3 separate regions of the Homo sapiens genome follow, and all the other regions are linked to region 3. Evidence: chromatin contacts called from ENCODE Hi-C or POLR2A ChIA-PET data. All regions are on one chromosome and are shown on one strand. Each heading gives the region's core, a stretch centred on a gene start or an enhancer-like site at or near the end of the contact. The rest is flanking DNA. Distances are from core to core; before and after follow the strand shown. Region 1 has its middle 95 kb from the start of FLJ13224. Region 2 holds the start of TSPAN11 (tetraspanin 11). Region 3 holds the start of DDX11 (DEAD/H-box helicase 11).

What was found. A loop is a pair of places that touch in the nucleus more often than their neighbours do. ChIA-PET counts read pairs that join two places held with the same protein, here RNA polymerase II (POLR2A). Pooled maps may share reads with other maps.
Region 1: a loop to region 3 is called in a map of Caco-2, with 3 times the contacts of the local background. The contact joins the enhancer-like site here to the promoter of DDX11 in region 3. A Hi-C loop is called at or near these places in 1 of 168 maps with a recorded cell type or tissue (Caco-2) and 7 of 50 pooled maps. POLR2A ChIA-PET finds 5 or more read pairs at or near these places in 2 of 52 experiments (HEK293T and activated T-cell).
Region 2: a loop to region 3 is called in a map of endothelial cell of umbilical vein, with 2.5 times the contacts of the local background. The contact joins the promoter of TSPAN11 here to the promoter of DDX11 in region 3. A Hi-C loop is called at or near these places in 1 of 168 maps with a recorded cell type or tissue (endothelial cell of umbilical vein). POLR2A ChIA-PET finds 5 or more read pairs at or near these places in 1 of 52 experiments (SK-N-SH).

The regions. Positions count from the first base shown.
Region 1 is chr12:31,228,154-31,231,232 of GRCh38, forward strand. No RefSeq gene overlaps it. Among named protein-coding and RNA genes, the nearest start is that of FLJ13224, 95 kb to the right of the region's middle. RefSeq lists a silencer at 362-919. Within about 2 kb of position 1,503, at least 5 of the 41 ENCODE cell types and tissues checked have a DNase peak (open chromatin) inside an H3K27ac peak, as active enhancers do.
Region 2 is chr12:30,925,458-30,928,577 of GRCh38, forward strand. TSPAN11 (tetraspanin 11) reads left to right here and starts at 1,291. Exons shown (of 8, transcript NM_001370302.1): 1 at 1,291-1,339. It overlaps LOC124902911 (a long non-coding RNA gene), which reads right to left and starts at 1,232. Exons shown (of 2, transcript XR_007063264.1): 1 at 1-1,232.
Region 3 is chr12:31,071,833-31,075,243 of GRCh38, forward strand. DDX11 (DEAD/H-box helicase 11) reads left to right here and starts at 2,028. Exons shown (of 27, transcript NM_030653.4): 1 at 2,028-2,259. It overlaps DDX11-AS1 (DDX11 antisense RNA 1), which reads right to left and starts at 2,015. Exons shown (of 3, transcript NR_038927.2): 1 at 1,363-2,015. RefSeq lists enhancers at 1,679-2,210, 2,083-2,192, 2,723-2,882, 2,743-3,272.

The DNA.
Region 1 (3,079 bases), core at 253-2,752, 160 kb after region 3:
ACCACATGATGGCTGAGCCCAGCAGACAATAAGACATGGAAATCAACCACTGCGCAGCCACTCGCAACAAGGAAGAAGGTGGAAAAGCTCATGAGAAACAAACATCCTTATGACAGGCTTGCAGGGACGCCTCTGTATTCAGTTATTTTTTTCTGCTTTGGTTTTTGTGTTTGTTTGTTTGTTTGTTTGATTTCCTGAGATGGAGTTTTGCTCTTGTTGTCCAGGCTGGAGTGCAGTGGCACAATCTCGGCTCACCACAACCTCCGCCTCCCAGGTTCAAGCGATTATCCTGCCTCAGCCTCCCAAGTAGCTGGGATTACAGGATGCCCGGCTAATTTTGTATTTTTAGTAGATATGGGGTTTCTCCATGTTGGTCAGGCTGGTCTCGAACTCCCAACCTCAGGTTATCCACCCGCCTCAGCCTCCCAAAGTGCTGGGATTACAGGTGTGAGCCACCATGCCCGGCCTCTGCTTTGGTTTTTAAGACTCAACAATGATAGCCTCCTTCATTCCCCCAAATATACCACCCACACCCCAGCTTTCTCAGGCTGATTCAGAGGCTGTGCTACGAGGCCTCTGGGGACCCAGTTCTCCACAGAACTCCTGGCTGAATACCCTGCCTCAGAGTCCCTCTAGGACAGGCCCACACTTCACTTCTGCGCAATTGGGAATGTGCGTGAGGTACGGGTGCGGCCGCCATAGAAGGAAAGGCCCCGGGCCTGGGTCAAGCCCAGCGACTACTGGAGCCCCTTGTTCGTCTGTTACATCCTCTGCTGGCAGGCAAAGGGGAAAGAAAACTCCTGGCCATCGGGGCACCCAGATTCTACTCTGGGCTCTTTCCAGAACTGGCCATGGGAGCTTGGGCAGGCTGTGTCGCATGTCTAGGCTGTTGCTCCTTATCTGCAGAATGGGAGCCGTGCTCACTGGTGGATGGAGGAGGGGACAGGGGACAGACTGGGTGGCATCCCAGGGCTCCAGGCATTGGACAGAAGGCATGTCCAGGGCCTGGGCCATGCCCAAAACAACCTAGAGCAGGGCAAGTGGCAGAGCCCCTCCCAGGCTGCTGGCAAGGGCCCCCTGGCCCTAAAGCAGCCCATCCTCATCCCACCCCGGCTAGTGACTTTGAAAGAGCAGCTTCTAGATGCTCAGCCAACTACACACAAAGGCTTCTCCCTACTGGGAACAAAGTAAGAATAACGCCACCCTCACGGGACCAAGGAAGCTCTGAGAGGGGATCCATGAAGCCAGCCTCGGGAACCAGAGGAGGCAGGGGGGCGGCGAGAGGGCTGGGCAGCAGAATGTTGGCTCGCCTGATTAGCTGACCCCACCCAGAAGAAGACGGAGGATTCTAGTTCTTTAAGGGAACTGGCAGACTTCTTCTCTAGGAGCCCTCTACCTCCTGGGCCCCAACTCTGAAGCAGCTGCCTGGCAGAGACAGTGAGGAGGGTGCAGGGAGAGGACTTTGCCCTCCACTGCTCTCCAGCCAGGACACGGCCCCGGCTGGCAGCCTTTCATTCTATACTGAGCCAAGAGACACACACCAGAGCCCCAGGCTGGCCATGCCCCACCGCCTCTCCAGCCCCACTGGGCACACTGGTAAGTCTGGGGCCTCTGCCCACAGTCAGGGCCTATCGTGGCCTGGAGCCCACACCTACCACACTGACTACAGCAGGACTGAGGGCACTCATGGTATCTCATGGAAAACAAACTGAGGCCCAGGAGGAAAATGTTTGTTTAAAATTTTGCACGCCATTTCTCCAGGGCCACTAAGCCAGGTCCACTTACTTTGATTACTCTTTAGTGCTCTCCTTCCAGCCATATGAGGAAAACATATATGTTTTCAAAACTTAGGAAAATACTGTATTCTATTTTTCCTCACTTGAAATTACATGGACACACCTGCAACTGTATGTGTTTTTTAAAACTCCAAGAACTGTACACCAAAAAGAGCAAACTTAAAGCTGGGAGTTGTGGCTCACGCCTATAATCCCAGCACTTTGGGAGGCTGAGGTGGGTGAGTCGCTTAAGCCCAGGAGTCTGAGACAAGTCTGGACAACATGGCGAAACCTGTCTCTACAAAAACCACAAAAATTAGCTAGGCATGTTGGTGCGCACCTGTAATCCCAGCTACTGGGGAGGCTGAGGCTTGAGTCCAGGAGATTAAAGCTACAGTGAGCTGAGATGGTGCCACTACACCTCCAGCCCGGGCAACAGAGCCAGACCCTGTCTCAAAAAATAAATTAATAAATAAATAAAAAGAGAAAACTTTAAGGCATGTATGTTGGTAATACAATACATAATTATACATATATACATAGTATGTAAACTTCACAGTGCATTGAGAACATTTTCCCTGTGTCATTTAATAGTTTCCCAAACCCACTCATCCATGCACATACCATACTTTATTTAAAATGTTCCCCTAATGGGCCAGGTGCAATGGCTCATGCCTGTAATCCCAGCACTTTGGGAGGCCAAGGTGGGTGGATCACATGGTCAGGAGTTCAAGACTAGCCTGGCCAACATGGTGAAACCCCATGCCTACTAAAAATACAAAAATTAGCTGGGCATGCTGGCATGCACATGTAATCCTAGCTACTCAAGAGGCTGAGGCAGGAGAATTGCTTGAACCTGGGAGGCAGAGGTTGCAGTGAGCTGAGATCACACAATTGCATGTTAACCTGGCAACATAGTGAGACTCTGTCCCAAAAAATAAAAAGTAAATAAATAAAATGTTCCCATAATGTAAGAAATTTAAATTGTTTTTGATTTTCCTTTATTATAAATTGCTCTTTAATGAGCACTCTAACACATAAGATATTTGATAGCTTTTCTTATTATTTTCTTAATATGGAGTTTTAGAAGTGCAGTTACTGGTCCAAAGATATGCCTTTAGTGCCCTTAGCCTTAGTTCTTAAGGCTTGTAGTACCCTTTGCAAAGAGGCTTTTCTCAAAGGTTTTGACACGCTATACTCCACCAGTGCTGGAGTAGAGGGCTGCATCATGTTAGCAGTTATCAGCTTAAAAATCTGTGCACATTTGGAAGGCAAGATGGCATGCACCTGTAGTCCCAGCTACT
Region 2 (3,120 bases), core at 41-2,540, 150 kb before region 3:
TTCTACCCTCTCCCTCCACCTCTTGTGTCGGCCCAACTTCTTTCCAGATGATTCCAAAATTGACATCCCTTGCCTCAGTCTCTCCTATGAACTCCAGAATCACCCTTCCAATTGCATTTGCTGGATATCTGCCCCTGGAAGAAGGTGGCCTGCTTCTCCAATCCAACTTGCTCCACACTAAACTCAGTCACATCACTCCAGGTTCTCCTCCAGACTTCCACAATGTTACAGCCCCAGTGTGCTCCTCCTACACCACACAGTCTGTAGACTCTCCTTTGCTGCAGCTTCCGCATTCATCCCCCAGTTAAGGTCCTCATCTCACGGGACTATTGGAATCATCTCCTTCCTGTGTGGCCCCCCGCGAAGCCCTTCTCAGCAGCCAGCTGGGGTATTTAGAACGTTGGTGCTCCCGGTACAGTGGCTTTGTCAGCGTCCCCTGCCTCCAGTGGCTTCCCTGATCTAGCAACCTGGTAAATGGGTAATCTTCCTCACTGCAGCTAAGTTTCAAAAGAACACGGTTGGATAAGCACAAGGCCCTTGTTACTTTGGGAAATAGATAATCCATGCCCCACTGTTAGGGCCAGTCCCGTTAGGGCCAGCTTTGCACCTTCACAGGGACTCAGCAGGAACAGATGGGCTCTACTCTCTGTTATTCCTTTTTGCTTCAGATTAGAGAGACCTTGATTCTCCCCGGGGCCCAGGAAATGTAAAGCTGATGCTCCACAGGACTCTAAGAGGGACACGGCAGTGATGGGGGCTGGTGAGGAAGGGGGATGGAGAACCTCTCTCTTATCAGACAGGCTTGTCCCTAGGGTCCCTGGAAACCCCCAAAGGCCAACCTCTCCCAGGGGCCGACAAACGTAAAGGGCAGGGAGACCTAAGCGGGGAGCTGCGGAGCGCGGGGAGTTTGAAAGCCGCTCCACCGCCCTACTAGTCCGTCCTTTTGCCCCGCCCCCCTTAGGGATCCCCCCGGCAACCGCACAGCTGCCTCGGACTCTGACTTAATTCCCTCCGCGTGCTCTGAATCGCAGAGAGGCAAACCCCCAAACAAAGAGCCGGCAGCTCGCGTGCGGGGCTCCCGGGCGCGTCCTGCCGGCTGGGCTGGGAGAGCCGGCGCCGGGGCGTCGCGGCCGAGCGCTGGGCAGGCGGGGACTAGAGGGCCGGCAGGAAGCCTCAGTGGGCGCAGGGGCGCGGGCCGGGCTGCCCACACGCTGACCTTCCCGGGCTGGGAGGGAGGAGCGCTGGCTGCGGGCGGTGGGCGGCTGGGCGGCCCCGGGAGCCGCCGCTCTCAGTCTCTCTAGGCGCAGCTCCCTTCGCCGCTTCCGGAGCCCCTGGCAGGGTAAGTGCAGAAGCGCGCCCGAGGAGTGGGGGCGCCGCGGGAGGGGGCTGGGGGTCCAGGAGAGGCGCCTCCACCTCCGCTGCCCGCCCCGCCGGCAGTCCCGAGCTAGACTGTCCCGAGCTTCCCCCGGGCGGGCAGAGGGAAGCCGGCTGGGGATGAGGAGTGGAGGAGGCAGGAATGCCTGGGACACTCGCGGGGCATGTGAGCAGGTATTGGTGTCTGCATGGGACACGCAACACGGTGTCCATAACTATGCGCATGAGTCTGCCTTTCTGCACTTGTGCCTTGGGAGAGAGCTCTGGGCCTCTGAGGGCCTCGTGCCGTCCAGCGTGCCCGGGGCATGTCTGTTCCTCTTGAAAATGTCATTCTTTGTCCACCCTGAATTCGAGTAGCTGCCTCTCATGGCTACACCAAAATGCTGTATCTGGTGCACATTGCTTTCAGAGGGCCTGTCTGCCTGTGCAGGGATGTCCTCATGTTCTGGGCACGTCTGTGTATTTGTGACAACATGGCTGTGTAGGCCCTGTCACCTGTGTTTTCGTGCCCATCCCTGCATGTGCAGTTGGCCGGCTCCGTGTGGAAAGAAGGCATGGAAGGTTCTGGGGTGTATCCTTTTCACCAGCCATATGTGCAGTGTGCACATGTGTGAATTGGTGGAAAGTATGAAAGGGAGGCAGCCCAGTTGGGCTTGGCGGGACAGCATCTTAACTTGAGTCTAAGCTGCTGTGTGCAGGAGGAATAAGTGTTCCAGAGGTCTCCAGTTCGTGGCAAGTATTGTGAGGTGAGCGTGGGGGTGGGGGGTGAGGAGAAGAGGCAGCTTCTGGAAAAACTCATAAGTGCACTCTGGGGCATAGGGTGTGTGTGGGGGAGCGTGAAGAAGAGAATGAGGGTGGTATTAGGCCAAAGTGGATAGTCTGTGTTCAATTTGTGGGCAGCTGGATTGCAGTGGAAAGCAGCAGTTAGAGGCTGGAGACAGGTTTGAATCAGAACTTAATGGTTGTCACTGTGTCAGTAGCATTGTTCCCTGGACAGATAGGTCATCTGGGGCTCAGTTGCTTTTTGTGCAAAATGGGACTAATAACCACTGGCCCCATCTGTCTCCCAAGGGACTGGAGGCTCCAATTAATGCCTGGAAATGCTTTGATGATAGTTAAGACTCCTAGGGTAAGGGGCACTACTGGCCTACAGGGGCCAAGTTGGTGGTCTGGCGAGGGCTTAGGTGGCCCAGAGCTGTTTGGTTTGTGGGTAGCAGAGGGAGGCATTTGTGTGCTGTTTCCCACTATATTCAGCATAGCAGGAATTTTATACCCACCTTTGGACTCGTGTGTAAAATATGTACAGGCCTGTGTGATTCCCCATAGTTCTTGTGTGAGTGCTGCAGAACAAGAGGAAAACTGGCGTTGATGTCTTTAAGTCTGCCTAGAGCACCTTGACTTTCCAGAGAGCCTTTCTTCAGATGAGCCCAGGACATTTATAACCACCAACTTGCTTTTCTTTTTATGCCGCCAAATGAAGCAGTAAGGAGCACCCTTCACAGTTTGTAGCCAGGGAGATAGGAGATGAAGAAGCTTTCCCAGCCAAGGTCACAGGCCTGGGGTGTCCACCACCAAGTTCTATCTCTTGGGTTACAGTGCCTTCAGACCCAGGGCCAACGCTGGACTGGGCTGAAGAAGGAGGGAGGCATCAAAAGTCATGCACAGACGGCACCGAATTCCAGGATGTAGTTGGGTGGTTTGTCCACCCTCGGATGTCACCTGTCACTGAGACTTCTTTGTATGTGA
Region 3 (3,411 bases), core at 778-3,277:
CTCTGTATCTAGCTCAAGGTTTGCAAACACACCAATCAGCACCCTGTGTCTAGCTCAGGGTTTGTGAATGAACCAATCGGCACTGTGTATCTAGTTAATCTGGTGGGGACTTGGAGAACCTTTGTCTAGCTAAGGGATTGTGAATGCACCAATCGGCACTCTGTATCTAGCTCAAAGTTTGTAAATGCACCAATCAGCACTCTGTGTCTAGCTCACGGTTTGTAAATACACCAATCGACACTGTGTATCTCGCTAATCTAGTGGTGACCTGGAGAACTTTTGTGTCTAGCTCAGGGATTATAAACGCACCAATCAGCACCCTGTCAAAACGGCTCAATCAGCTCTCTGTAAAACAGACCAATCAGCTCTCTCTAAAATGGACCAATCAGCAGGATGTGGGTGGGGCCAGAGAAGAGAATAAACACAGGCTGCCCTAAGACAGCAGCAGTAACTCACTAGGATTTTCTTACCACAGTATGGAAGCTTTGTTCTTTTTGTTTTTTAGGTCTGCACTGCCTTTATGAGCTGTAACACTCACTGCAAATGTCTGCAGCTTCACTCCTGAAGCTAGTGAGATACACGAACCCACCGGGGTGAACTAGCAACTCCAGTACATGCCGTCTTAAAAGCTGTAACACTCAGGCGAAGGTCTGCAGCTTCACTCCTGAGCCAGCAAGACCACAAACCCACCAGAAGGAAAAAACTCCAAACCCATCGGAACATCTGAGGGAACAAACTCCAGACACACCGCCTTTAAAAACTAACACCGCGAGGGTCTGCAGCTTCAGTCTTGCGTTAGTGAGACCAAGAACCCATCAATTCTGGACACACTATCAACTTTGTTTCTCCAAGGGTGCTTCTTAAACTGGATGATGCACACCCTAGGAGTGTGTGTGTAGGATGGGGTTTGAAGCAGTAGGGTAAAAAACCTAGCATACATTCTATTCCAGAGGTGTCAATTTACCAGACAACAGTTATTTTAAAACTTTTTTATGCAAAAACATGTTATAGGGTGGAATGCAACATTTTTATGGGCCTGTGGGCCATTTGTATACATCTTTGGAGAAATGGCTATTTAAGTACTCTGCCCATTAATTCTAAACTTAAAACTAAGACTTCAAAGTCCCTCTAAGGATTTTGCTGGGCCACATCCCAAGACCCTGAAGGGTATTACTTACTCGCCCTCTCCAAACTGCCGAAGTCGGAAGCAGGTGACAAAAAAGCTGACCCTGGAATCACCTTTTGTAAATTTCCCACCTCCAAGCTTTTCGATAGTTTGTAACACTGGCTCCTCTCCCCAAAAGCCTTTCCTTCAAGTCCCAGCAACTCTCCCTGACCCTGCTGGGAAGGCGCACCAATTACCTGTCATTCCAGGAAAGCTCATAGCATAAGATGATCCCATTGGTCATCTCCCAGAACCAGACTTTCTGAAAAGTCCTCAAGGACCAGCTAGTCCAATCCCTCACTGAATAAAGGAGAAGCAAAGTCTAGGGAGGTGAGGTGATTCGTTGTCCTCCTAATTAGCAGGTGAGCTCCTGGCAGGGCTGGGGTTTCATCTTCTGGGCTCTCTGCAAGGTCGTGCCCGGCACGGGCCAGGAACAATTTCATAAACTCGTCATCTAGACGGCCTTTGACTGACACCATCTCTCCGTGTGGAGGAGCCGCTGGGGTGCACGGGGCAGGTGTCGTCCGTTTCAAAGGTAAAATAACCCAGCTGCAGACCTCCAGAGGCCGACTAGAGCCGGGGTCAGAAAACAGGTTTTCCCTCTCGGGGACAGCGCCCAGGGGACCGGCATTAGAACATCGGCTGATGTTTCATCTGGTCAGGGAACCATCCAGCGCTTAGTACACCTGGCGCTAATCGGCGGGGATTAATCTCACACCCCGCAGCTGGCGGAAAGCAGCGGGAGGAGGCACCTAGCCCTGGGGTTGAGATCCCAGTTCCCGCGTGCGCAAACCACGCCCCTGTAGATTCTCGCTGCTGCGTGTTCGCGCGCGTCCCGGAGTGCGCATGCGCAGCGGCGGGGGTTGTTCCGGCTGCCTTTCACTGAGGGGACCCGCCAGTTTCTAACTCAGTGGCGTTTGCCCTGATTCCCGGGGCCTGGCTTTCAGCGTAGCAATTCTGCCGGCGAAGAAGGTGAGCGCAGTGCTGTGTGGCAGCAGAGCTCCTTAGGACGAGGAGCAGCGGGACGAGGAAGGGCAGACTGGTGAAATCGCAAACTGGGCGTCTGTTCCGGCGCCGGACCCCTATTTGCAAAGGTGGGTGGCCCGTCCGGAGCGGGAAAACATTCCGGAAGTGGAGGGCCGGGCCAGCGTGATTGACAAGCGGGAACCCCTGTGTGGGGACGGGTAGGCCTAGGAAGGTTGTGCCTGCGGTGGAACTGGGCGGTGCGCAGAAGTGGGCATTAACAGCAGCCGCGTGTCTGGGTCTTAGATTTGGCCCAGCTGTGTTGAGCTTTTCATGGATTATCTTACGTAGATAAGACACTGCAACAGTGAGTGAGCGCTTGTAACCCACCTGTCTCTTACGGAAACTGAGCCCCAGCGATGCTAACTTTAGCAAGGATACAGCTGGGATCCTAAACTTGGCAATCAGAGCCCAGAGCCGATAAAGTTAGCTGCATGAGTCTAGCTTCCCCCAGGGCGGGAATCGAGGCGGAGCAGGGTACAGTACGGAGGCCAGGAATGAGTGCACTTGACCAGATTGTTGACGGAAGTGTCATAAAAATGGACTTAAATGCTGATAAGCAGCTGTTTGGGTTCCACACAGGGTGCGAGCTCAGGATGCACGTTGGAGGGGACACAGGGCCAGAGCAAGGTGGGAATGCGGGTATTATGGGCCAGGCCATCCTCCAGCTGGTGGAGCACCGCAGTACTGCAGTGTGTGGCCCTGGCTTAACAGCAGTGCGGAAAAGCTTTTTTCTTGGGGCTGTGGTGCTTTCCAGGTGTGTGAAGTTAAAACATTTTAGGGCCATACGGTAGATAGTACCTGCCACATAGTTGTCTTGGTCAGCCCCGGCTGCCATGACAAAATACCATAAACTGGGTGGCTTAGACACAGAAATGTGTTTTCTCACAGTCCCAGAGGCTTGGGATGTCCAAGATCAATGTGGGGAGGACACAACTGAGCCCACAACAATAGTCTGTACTCAGTAATGAGTGATAATTGGGGACTGAAGAAAATGAACACGTTAAGAACTAATATGTTCCTGAAGTGCTTTCACAACTCTAACCTCGTTTTATGAGCGTGAGCTTTGCTGTCCTGGTGTGTGCCTTGGCACTGGGAGGTGATGGTTGTCCTCCACACAGCCAACCTGAAGAGGGCTGAACAAGTCACTGCAAATGTTTTTAATAGGGCTTAGTGAATCCGTTATACTCAGATTTATCTAAACCTCTATGATTTAGCCTGTG